Linked DNA regions of Homo sapiens: region 1 is linked to region 2. Evidence: chromatin loops called from intact Hi-C (ENCODE). Cell type or tissue: Caco-2. All regions are shown on one strand. Links, peaks and the distances in the headings refer to the core of each region. The heading gives the core; the rest is flanking DNA.

Region 1 (5,392 bases), core at 130-5,129, 400 kb after region 2:
TCAAAAGCATAGTCAACCAATGCAAAAATGGACAAATGAGATTAGATGAAGCTAAAAAAAAAATATGCACAGCAAAGGAAACAACAAAGTGAAGAGGCAATCTATAGAATGCAAGAAAACATTTGCAAGCTACCCATCTGGCATGAGATTAATAACAAGAATATATAAAAAGTACAAATAACTTAGGAAAAAAATAATCTGTTTTTAAAATGGGCAAAAGATCTGAATAGACATTTCTCAAAAGAAGACATACAAATGGCCAACAGGTATATGAAAAAATGCTCATCATCACTAATCAGAGAAATGCAAATTAAAACTACAATGAGATAGCATCTCACCCCAGTTAAAATGGCTTTTATGCAAAAGACAGACAATAACAAATACTGGCGAGGATGTAGAGAAAGGGGAGACCTTGTACACTATTGGTGTGAATGTAAATTAGTACAATTGCTAGGGAGAACAGTCCAAAAAACTAAAAATAGAACTACCATATGGGCTAGCAATCTCACTACTGGGTATATATCTAAAAGAAAGGAAATCAGTATATCAAAGAGATGTCTTCACTATCATGTATATTGCAGCACTATTCACAGTAGCCTAAATAAGGAATCAACCTAAATGTCTGATATGGTTTAGATGTGTCCCCACCCAAATCTCATCAACAATTGTAATCCAAATTGTAATCCACATGTGTTGAGGGAAAGACCTGGTGGGAGGTGATTGGATCATGGGGGCGGTTTTCACCATGCTGTTCTCATGAAAGTGAGTTCTCATGAGATCCCATAGTGTTATAAGAGGCAGTTTCCCCTGCTCTCTCTCACCTTCTGCCATTAAGACATACTTGATTCCCCTTTGCTTTCCACCATGATTGTAAGTTTCCTGAGGCCTCCTAGCCATGCTTCCTGTTAAGCCTGCAGAACTGTGAGTCAATTAAACCTCTTTCCTTTTTAAATTACCCAGTCTCAGGTAGTATTTTTAATAGCAGTATGAAATGGACTAATACAATGTCCATCAGTGAATTGATAAAGAAAATGTGGTACATACATACATTAATCATCCATAAAAAGAATGAAATCCTGTTATTTGCAACAACATGGATATAACTAAAAGACACTGTGTTAAGTGAAATAAGCTAGACACGGAAAGATAAATATTGCATGCTCTCACTAATATGTAAGAGCTAAAAAACAATTGAACTCATGGAGATGGAGAGCAGAATGATGGTACCAGAGGGGTACCATGAGAAGGGGAGCCGGGAGGTTGGGGTAAAGAGTAGATGGTTAATGGGTACAAAAATACAGTTAGATTTTAAAAGGAGTAAGATTTAGTGTTCTGTAGCACAGTAAGGTGACTATAGTTAATAATTTCTTATGTATTTCAAAATAACTAAAAGAGTGAAATTGGAATGTTCCTAACACAAAGAAATAAGTGTTGAGGTGACAGATACTTCAATTACCCTGATTTGATCATTATGCATTATATGCTTGTATCAAAATATCTCATGTACACCATAAATATGTGTAAATATGATATATCGAAAATAATTAAACACTTAAAAAAATTTAAAGAAATCATTGAAACACCAGAAAAATGGCTCAATAACAGATGGACAATGTGAAATTGAATGAAACTCTGGCTCCACAAAGTTTGCATAAAACTTAAAGTTTCCCTCAAATACTTATTTGAAATCAGTAGCAAACTTGAAAGTGCATCAGAATCATTGGAAGAGCTTGTTAAATAGATTGCTGAGCCCCACCTCCAGGCTTCTCATCCAGTAGGTTTGAGTTGGGGCCTGAGAATTTGCATTTCTAACAAGTTCATAGGTGTTGTTGATGCTGCTGGTCTGGGAATCTTTGAGAACTATATGTTACAGAAGTTATCCCATTTGATTCTTTTGTTTTTCCCTGATATGTCCTTTCCCTGATGTGTAGTCTGTACATCACTGAATTTCAGTCATATTATTCCTAGTACCTACATACTTGTCTGGATAATTATATATTTGTGAGCAGGGAAAACCAGATTGGGGAGGGTGGTGGATTGGGGTAAGAAGCTGGGATTTGTTCATCTGCTGGCCATCAGGGGGAGTGCTGGTCAAGTTTTCTGCTAGAATCCTCTTAGAAGTTGTTAGCTCTTTCTAGGACTCTACATTATTCTTCTCTAATAGGTCCTCACCATCCACTAAATAAATGCGGTAAAAAAGCTTCTATCTTGAAAAAGAAACCACCTCTGGCCCCACATGATTTTGTTCTTTTTTTTCTCCTTTATAGCAAAATAGCTAGAAATATTTGACTTCCTGTCTTCACTTCCGGACTTCCCTTCCCATCTCTACCTTCTCTTGCACTGGGTCACCACCACCTCCATGTCGCCAACTCTATGGCTCATTCCTGGTTATCATCTTACTTGCCCTCCCAGCAGCGTTTGATATGAGTGATTTCCACCCTCATATGTTTCTCTTCTTTGCTTGCTCTCCTCCCCTTCTAACTTCTTGTTTGCTGCATCCATCTCCTTCAGTGCTCCGAAATACCCTAGTTTCTGATATGGAATATCTACTGTTCTCCATGTATATGAACTTCCAGGTGATCTCATCTGGCTTTAAATATCATTGCCATACCACACCATGAATACAATTTGATGATGGCTTCCCCACCCCACCTACTCTCTACTCTTGGCCTAATCTGCCTGATGTGTTATTTACAATCTGATGTACCTAGCATCTCTGCAAAATGCACCTTAATTCTTGTCTAAACTTCTACAGTCTCTCTGACAACTCTTGTATTCCTTCCTCCTGACTTCTCTTTAAAACTCAATAATGAAATATCTTTTTACTTGTATCTTTTCATTTCTTTCCTTCACAAGTGACCCTGTGACTGAATACTTTATTTTTATCTTTTTTTTTTTTTTTAGATGGATGGAGTCTAAACTCACTCTGTCACCCAGGCTGGAGTGCAGTGGCGCTATCTCTGCTCACTGCAACCTCTGCCTCCCAAGTTCAAGGGATTCTCCTGCCTCAGCCTCCCAAGTGGCTAGGATTACAGAAATGCACCACCACGGCCGGCTAATTTTTGTCTTTTTAGCAGAGGTGGGGTTTCACCATGTTGGCCAGGCTGGTCTCAAACTCCTGACCTCAAGTGATCCACCCGCCTCAGACTCCCAAATTGCTGGGATCACAGGCGTGAGCCACTGTGCCCAGCCTGTGACGGAATACTTTAATTTATCCACATGCCTAAGCACATTTTCTATAATTACTCCCAGTTCTTCTCATTGCTTATTCTCTAAATCTCTTTGAGATAAACCATATATAACAAAGAACATAATTTTGTATGGAGTGAAGATAATTTTTAAATATGAAGCAAACAGCAATAAGAGAATCTCTTTAGCAATAAAAAGAATTTCTATGTGTATATACATATGCATTTGTATGTATATATAAATATATGTGTGTGTATATATACATTTGAAAGCCAGAATAGTCAATGCAGTCTTCACTTTGAAAGATTTTTATCCTAAAATTTGAGAGTCCAGGTTTGATGCTTTAAAACTCAATTCGATATGCCTCTTTTAAAAGATTCATCTTTTTACATAAAACTGGGATTATGTATATGTGCATGAAAAATGAATGAACATCAAAGTCTATTCAAAATGTTCAAAGTAAGAGCTTTTTCAGATTACACTCATAGAAGTTTCTAGGCTTTATAGTTCCATTGAGGCTCTAGATAAATTATCTTAATTGAATCTAAGTTTGTAGCATTGATCCACACACACTGGCCTGCAGTGACACTAGTGAAATTTTCTATGTGAAATCAGTCAAGAAATATTTGCCAAATATCCTTTGGTCAGTGTGCAACTGCAGCGATTAAGGGACCCATTTGTTTTTCTTCCTTATTGTAGATGCCATGGCCAATCCCTGGTCTCTGAGAAATGAGGCAGGTCATAAGGCAAAGTGGGCACCAGGTCTATGTCCTGGTGGATTTCAGGAACTGACCAGGTGAAGGCAATGGGATGAAGGAGAAAGGACACAGGGATTTGAGACAGAGATGGTCCATCTCTCTCACTTACTAGCTGGGTTATCTCAAAGATTTTATTTAACTCCCTTGAACTTCACCTGTAAAATAGGAAAATTAAGATTTCATAAGTTGTATAAAAATGGAATGTGAAATTATATAACAGCACTTTGTAAAGGGCTATATCCACATTCATATCTGCATCAAGCCATACATTCGTTCGCCTACCTTTCTAGAGTCACCTAATTTCCACCCACTTCTGTAATAGAGAGTGCACTCTTAAGTTTCATATGTGAAGTTCATATATTGTAAGTGTAAAAATATTCAAGTAATAGCTACTCTAAACTTTTCTTAAGGTGACATGTTTTCCTAGCATGTCATCTTTGTCCTGATTTCTTTATTTACTTCATTTCTGGCCAAAATCACATAAAAGCTAACAATTTTTCCTTATGCCATAGATTAGGAAACAAAGCCAAATTCATCCAGTGGTGTTTTTCTGGTTGGAATTTCCTACAAATGAATACTCTCTATTTTGCTATGATATTCCTAATGCATGCAAATTATGCAAGCCAATGGAGACAGTGAGTAAGATATTGAGAACTAGATTGGCACAAAAACACTTCCAGATTTCACTGGCATATGAGGTTACGTCTGCATCAATACGCACATTTTTTAATACAGCACAGGATTCACCTAATACACACAGGCACTTGTGAAATTTCCCTTCCTCAAGTATTTTAGAGTATTTACAGAGTGACAGTCTCTCTCATGTACTTAGAAACCATTTCAATCATGCTGCTGATCTCTCTGCTTGTGACCCATGGGATTGGAAGCAAGGTAGAAGAGAAAGAGGCTCTCTGGAGCTCTTGTTCTCAGTTCATATCACCCTGCTCTCTTTCTTTGCCTTCTGTCTCTCCCTTACCCCAAACAGGAAACGGTGATGCACATCAGTTCAGACCAAAGAGTCTATTGCTCAAATAAATGAAAAAATACAATGCCTTTAGAACTGGAAAACAAAAACAAACAAACAAAAAAAAACCCCACTAGAGTGAGAGGTAGTAAGACAAGGAAGGAGAACCACTAGGTGCATTGTTGAGCTGGATCCCTGGGACTCAATCCCACTGGGGCCTTTGAAAAAGGCATGTGGAAGCACCTTAGAATTGTCCCTCTGAAGGACAGGAGGCAGAGACGTTTATCCTCTGACTCTTGTCCTTCACTGGTTGAAGGTTGTCCAACCAGTTGGCTGTGTGCTCAAGCTCAGCAACCTCCTGTAGCTTTGGAGAAAGCCCTGAGGAAGAAAAGGGGAGTGACTCCAGTGCAAATGCTAGCAGACGGAGCTCAGAACCATCTACCATGGCTGCCACTGAAACCAGAGGTGGGCTGAAATGGGA
Region 2 (5,392 bases), core at 333-5,332:
TTCCTAAAATTCATATGGAACCAAAAAAGAGCCTGCATAGCCAAAGCAAGACTAAGCAAGAACAAATCTGGAGGCATCACATTACCCAACTTCAAACTATACTACAAGGCTATAGTTACCAAAAAAGCAAGGTACTGGTATAAAAATAGGCACATAGACCAATGGAACAGACTACAGAACCCAGAAACAAAGCCAAATACTTATAGACAACTGACATTTTTTTTTTTTTTAAGACAGGGTCTTGCTCTGTCGCCAAGGCTGGAGTGCAGTGGTGCGATCTCGGCTCACTGCAAGCTCCGCCTCCCAGATTCATGCCATTCTCCTGCCTCAGCCTCCCGAGTAACTGGGACTACAAGCGCCCGCCACCACACCTAGCTAATTTTTTGTATTTTTAATAGAGACGGGGTTTCACTGTGTTAGCTGGGATGGTCTCGATCTCCTGACCTCGTGATCTGCCCACCTCGGCCTCCCAAAGCTGGGATTACAGGCATGAGCCACCACACCCGGCCGACAACTGCCCTTTAACAAAGCAAACAAAAACATAAAGTGGGGAAAAGACACTGTATTCAACAAATGGTGTTGGGGTAATTGGCAAGCCACATGTAGAAGAAGGAAGCTGGATCCTCATCTCTCACCTTATACAAAAATCAGCTCAAAATGGATCAAAGACTTAAATCTAAGACCTGAAACCATAAAAATTCTAAAAGATAACCTCAGAAAAACAATTCTAGATATTGACTTAGGCGAAGACTTCATGACCAAAAGCAAATGCAACAAAAACAAATAGATGGTACCTAATTAAACTAAAAGGCTTCTGCACAGTAAAAGAAATAATCAGCAAACAGACAGCCCACAGAGTGGAAGAGTATCTTTGCCAGCTATGTATCTGATAAAAGACTCATATCCAGAATCTACAAGGAATTCAAAAAAATCAGCAAGAAAAAAACAAATAACCCCATCAAAAAGTGGGCAAAGGACATGAATAGACAATTCTCAAAAGAAGATATACAAATGGCCAACAAACATGAAAAAATGCTCAACATCACTAACGATCAGGGAAACGCAAATCGAAACTGCAGTGCAAAACCACCTTACTTCTGCAAGAATGGCCATAGATGTTGGCATGGATGTAGTAAAAAGGAGCACTTTTACATTGCTGTTGGGACTGTGAACTAGTACAACCCCTATGGAAAACAGTATGGAGAGTCCTTAAAGAACTAAAAGTAGAACTACCACTTGATCCAGCAATCCTACTACTGAGTATCTACCCAGAGGAACAGAAGTCATCATCCAAAAAAGACACTTGCTCATGCATGTTTATAGCAGCGCAATCTGCAATTGCAAAAATATAGAACCAGCCCAAATGCCCTTCAATCAATGAGTGGATAAAGAAACTGTGGTGTGTATATATATATATACATACACACACACACACACACACACACACACCATGGTATTATATTACATATATATGTTATATATATATGTTTTATATATATATGTTTTATATATATATGTTTTATATATATATGTTATATATATATATAAATGACATCAGTTTTCTCCAAAGACTTTTCTCTCTCCATGTATCTGTGACATATTTCTTTCTCTTGATATATGTCATTGTCAAGGAATCCTTGTTTTGACACTTCTTTTGTAAATCAGTTGCTTTTTCTCCTTGCCATTGCCCCACCTGCTTAGACTCTGTATCTCTCAGTTAAAGGATTGCAACAGTCTTCTAATTGCATTTCCTTTCTTTAGTTTTTTTTCTACCTCCAATTAATAGGACATAACATATATAGTATTCCATGGAATATATAGTATTCCATGGAATACTACTCAGCCATAAAAAGGAACAAAATAAAGGCATTCGCAGCAACTTGGATGGAGTTGGTGATCATTATCTAAGTGAAGTAACTCAGGAATGGAAAACCAAACATCATATGTTCTTACTTATAAGTGAGAGCTAAGCTATGAGGATGCAAAGGCATAAGAATGATATAATGGACTTTGGGTACTTGAGCGGAGGGGTGGGAGGAGGGTGAGGGATAAAAGACTACACATTGCGTACAGTGTACACTGCTCGGGTGATGGGTGCGCCAAATCTCAGAAATCACCACTAAAGAACTTTTCTGTGCAACCAAACACCATTTGTTCCCCCAAAACTGCTGAAATAAACAACAACAACAAAACAGAATAGATACTGTAAATTCATTCTAATTTGAGGAGGACAGAGAGAAGGGAGATAATGTCCCTTGTCAATTTTTTTGCATTTGTTTATATATTTACTGACTTTTGCTTTCTGTAGGTTAAATGACAATGGCCTTATGAAGTTGATATCTTTGTCTGAATTATTTAGATTGTTTTCCTTCAATTTTAAGAGTGCTATGTACTATGAAAGTACAGTGCTATGAAAAAGTGAGTTAGTAATAGTGTGGCTGCCAGTTGCCTTTGATTACAATGTGACTTTATATCCTGGGGGCACAGGTTGTACTCTGAGGACAGTGGGAAAGCTTTGGAAGATGGTGGGCTGTGGGAGACACCTGAGTGAAGCCATGTTTTAAAAAGATCAATTTGAATATGTTATGTCCTATTAATTGGAGGTAGAAAAAAAACTAAAGAAAGGAAATGCAATTAGAAGACTGTTGCAATCCTTCAACTGAGAGATACAGAGTCTAGGCAGGTGGGGCAATGGCAAGGAGAAAAAGCAACTGATTTACAAAAGTAGCGTCAAAACAAGGATTCCTCGACAATGACATGTATCAAAAGAAGGAAAGATGTCACAGATGCGTGGAGAGAGAAAAGTCTTTGGAGAAAACTGATGAGTTTAGCTTGGAACAGAGACTCTGAAAGGATGACAGGACACCCAGTTTGGACTTATCCTGTGGTTATATAGAGAGCAAGACTCTTAACTGTGGAGAGGTCAGAGGTGTGTGTATGAGGCTTGGAACAGCTTTTTGAGAAGCTATGCTGGCGGTTTTCCAGATAAGGGTCCAGTGAGGCCTTTGAAGTGGTTAGAATGGGCTTGGCCAGGCGGGGGCAGCAGAGCATCAGTAATTGCTGGGGACAGCTGGCCGGGACAAGAGCGCTGACAGGGAGTCATGTTTGGATTGAGCCTTCGCACTTGTTCACATTTGTGGGCTGGAAGAACTACAGCCAGTTAAGAAGACAGAGGGAGTGGGGTCCTGAAGGTGGGATCGCCTGGGCAGCACAAATGTGTGGAAGGCAAAGATGCAAAGACTTCTAGGAAGTCAGGAGGGGGTAGGAGTGTGAACAGAAGCAAATGACTAGTGACTTTGAAGAAAGAGATTTCAGAAGAATAGTGAGGCCAACACCAGGTTAAAAGGGGTCAAATGGGCTGGGCGTGGTGGCTCAAGGCCTGTAATCCCAACACTGGGAGGCTGAGGCGGGTGGATCACTTGAGGTCAGGAGTTCTGGACCAGCCTGGCCAATATGGTGAAACCCCATCTCTACTAAAAATACAAAAATTAGCCTGCAATCCCAGCTACTTGGGAGGCTGAGGCAGGAGAATCGCTTGAACCTGGGGAGGTGGAGGTTGCAGTGAGCCAATATCACACAACTGCACTCCAGCCTGGGTGACAAAGCCAGACTCAGTCTCAAAAAAAAGAGGAGGCAGGGGATTAAATGAGGAATGGGTATGGAGATGGAGAAAGTGGGAATAGGAATGTATATTTTCAAGTCAATGAAAAAAAGCAGAGTAACAGGATGGTCGCTTAAAGGGGAGGCAGAATAGAGAGATTTTCTTTTAACCTGAAGTATTCTCGTGAGTGTTTGTGAGCTCAATGAAATAATATCATGAAGAAAATAATTGAAAATGCCTGTGAGAGAAAGAACAAGGGGTTATGAAGACACTCCTCAGAAGAGTTGGGATATAATCAAGAGTTCTGGTGGAAAGTTTGGGTTGAAGGAGAGTAGGAAGGAAGAAGATATAGATAATGGAGATTTTATGGATCTTTATTAAGAGTGCCAACATTGTACAGTCAGCCCTTCATATCCATGCGTTCTGCATCACAGATTTAACCAACTCAGGATCAAAAATGTTCAGAAAAACAATTGCACCTGTACTGACATATACAGACTTTTCTTTGTCATTATTCCCTAAACAATATAGTATAACAACTATTTATATTGTATTAGGTATTATAAGTAATCTAGAGATTATTTAAGATATACGGGAGGATGTGTATAGGTTATTTGCAAATAACTATGCCATTTTTTATCATATACTTGAGCATCTGCAGATTTTGGTACCTGGGGAGCAGAGGAGAAGCACTGGAACCAATTCCCCATATATATCAAGAGATGATTGTATAAGTAAGCTGTATTCCAAATGTTCATTAGTTATCTGGAAAAGTTAAATCATTTTCCTGGAGAAACATGTGGTATTGCGGATATGGCATGTGGAAAGATTCTGGGCTGTGCTCTTCAGATCATGACATTATAATCACCTCCCCCTACTTTATAAATGTGGATATAACTCAAAGTTATGTTTTTACTGTTTTCACTTTACATTCTCCTCCTCAGAGAGAAGTTTCACTTTTACGGTTTAAAATATTCTTAACTATATAACAATATTTTCCCCCATTGTTGCAAGGACTCTTTAGTACAGAAAAGGCTGAACATTTAATAATTAGTTTTTAACACAGTGCCGTAATATCTTGTGTACTTTCCCAGAACTCAAATGTCTCCAAGATGGGAATTTAGATCACTGGTTCTGAATCCTGGCTGCACATTAGAATCACTTTGCCTGGAGCTTCTAAGCAATATCAATGTCTCAGCCCACCCTTGGAGGTTTGAATTGAGGCCTCATTCAAGCAGTTTAGAATGAGGCCTAAGAAACAGTATTTTATTATTTTTTTTTTTTACCAGTTTCACAGGTGAATGTAATATACAGCAGATGTTGAGAGCCACTGACTTAGACGATTAAAGGAACTGCACTGACACTATTAGGTAAATTTTCAATGCATCATGTAGGGTAGGCTGCCCCATTCAAACTCAGTGTGATTAAAATAAAATGCATTTCCACAAGCAGTTTTCTCTCCGGACTTTCTGTCTTCAATTATACATCCACAAAGGAAAACATGAAAACCTCTTAGATTCAGCTTTTTTTCCATTTCCTCATATCCGGTCAGTCCTTAAATCCAATGTCCTTCATAGTCTCATGCCCATGCTCCCACAGCTCTGCCTGCCTCTATGTGTTATGAACTCCTGGAAATCTCTTGCTGTCTTCTTTGGCTCAAGTGCAGACAGTTGAGTTAATCATGTTCTTCAGGCATGTTGTCATCCTGGATTCATGCAAGGCCCTTTGTTTAAATGAAGGTATTTATTCATTCAATAGTCTATTTTGCACATGGCTGCCAGATTGTTTTTA

The links. Peaks named below come from ENCODE experiments on the same cell type or tissue, not always from the same donor. Only the 100,000 strongest peaks of a DNase experiment are listed, where the experiment ranks them.
Region 1: a loop joins it to region 2, with 10 times the contacts of the local background. A loop is called at or near these places in 8 of 110 quality-filtered maps.

The regions. Positions count from the first base shown.
Region 1 is chr7:97,497,336-97,502,727 of GRCh38, forward strand. The region is part of intron 2 of LOC105375416 (a long non-coding RNA gene); the gene reads right to left. Among named protein-coding and RNA genes, the nearest start is that of TAC1, 230 kb to the right of the region's middle. In Caco-2, for the core only: a CTCF peak has its summit at 2,089; a DNase peak (open chromatin) is centred at 2,066.
Region 2 is chr7:97,101,794-97,107,185 of GRCh38, forward strand. No RefSeq gene overlaps it. Among named protein-coding and RNA genes, the nearest start is that of SDHAF3, 13 kb to the right of the region's middle. In Caco-2, for the core only: CTCF peaks have their summits at 3,052 (motif pointing right) and 3,252; a DNase peak (open chromatin) is centred at 3,058.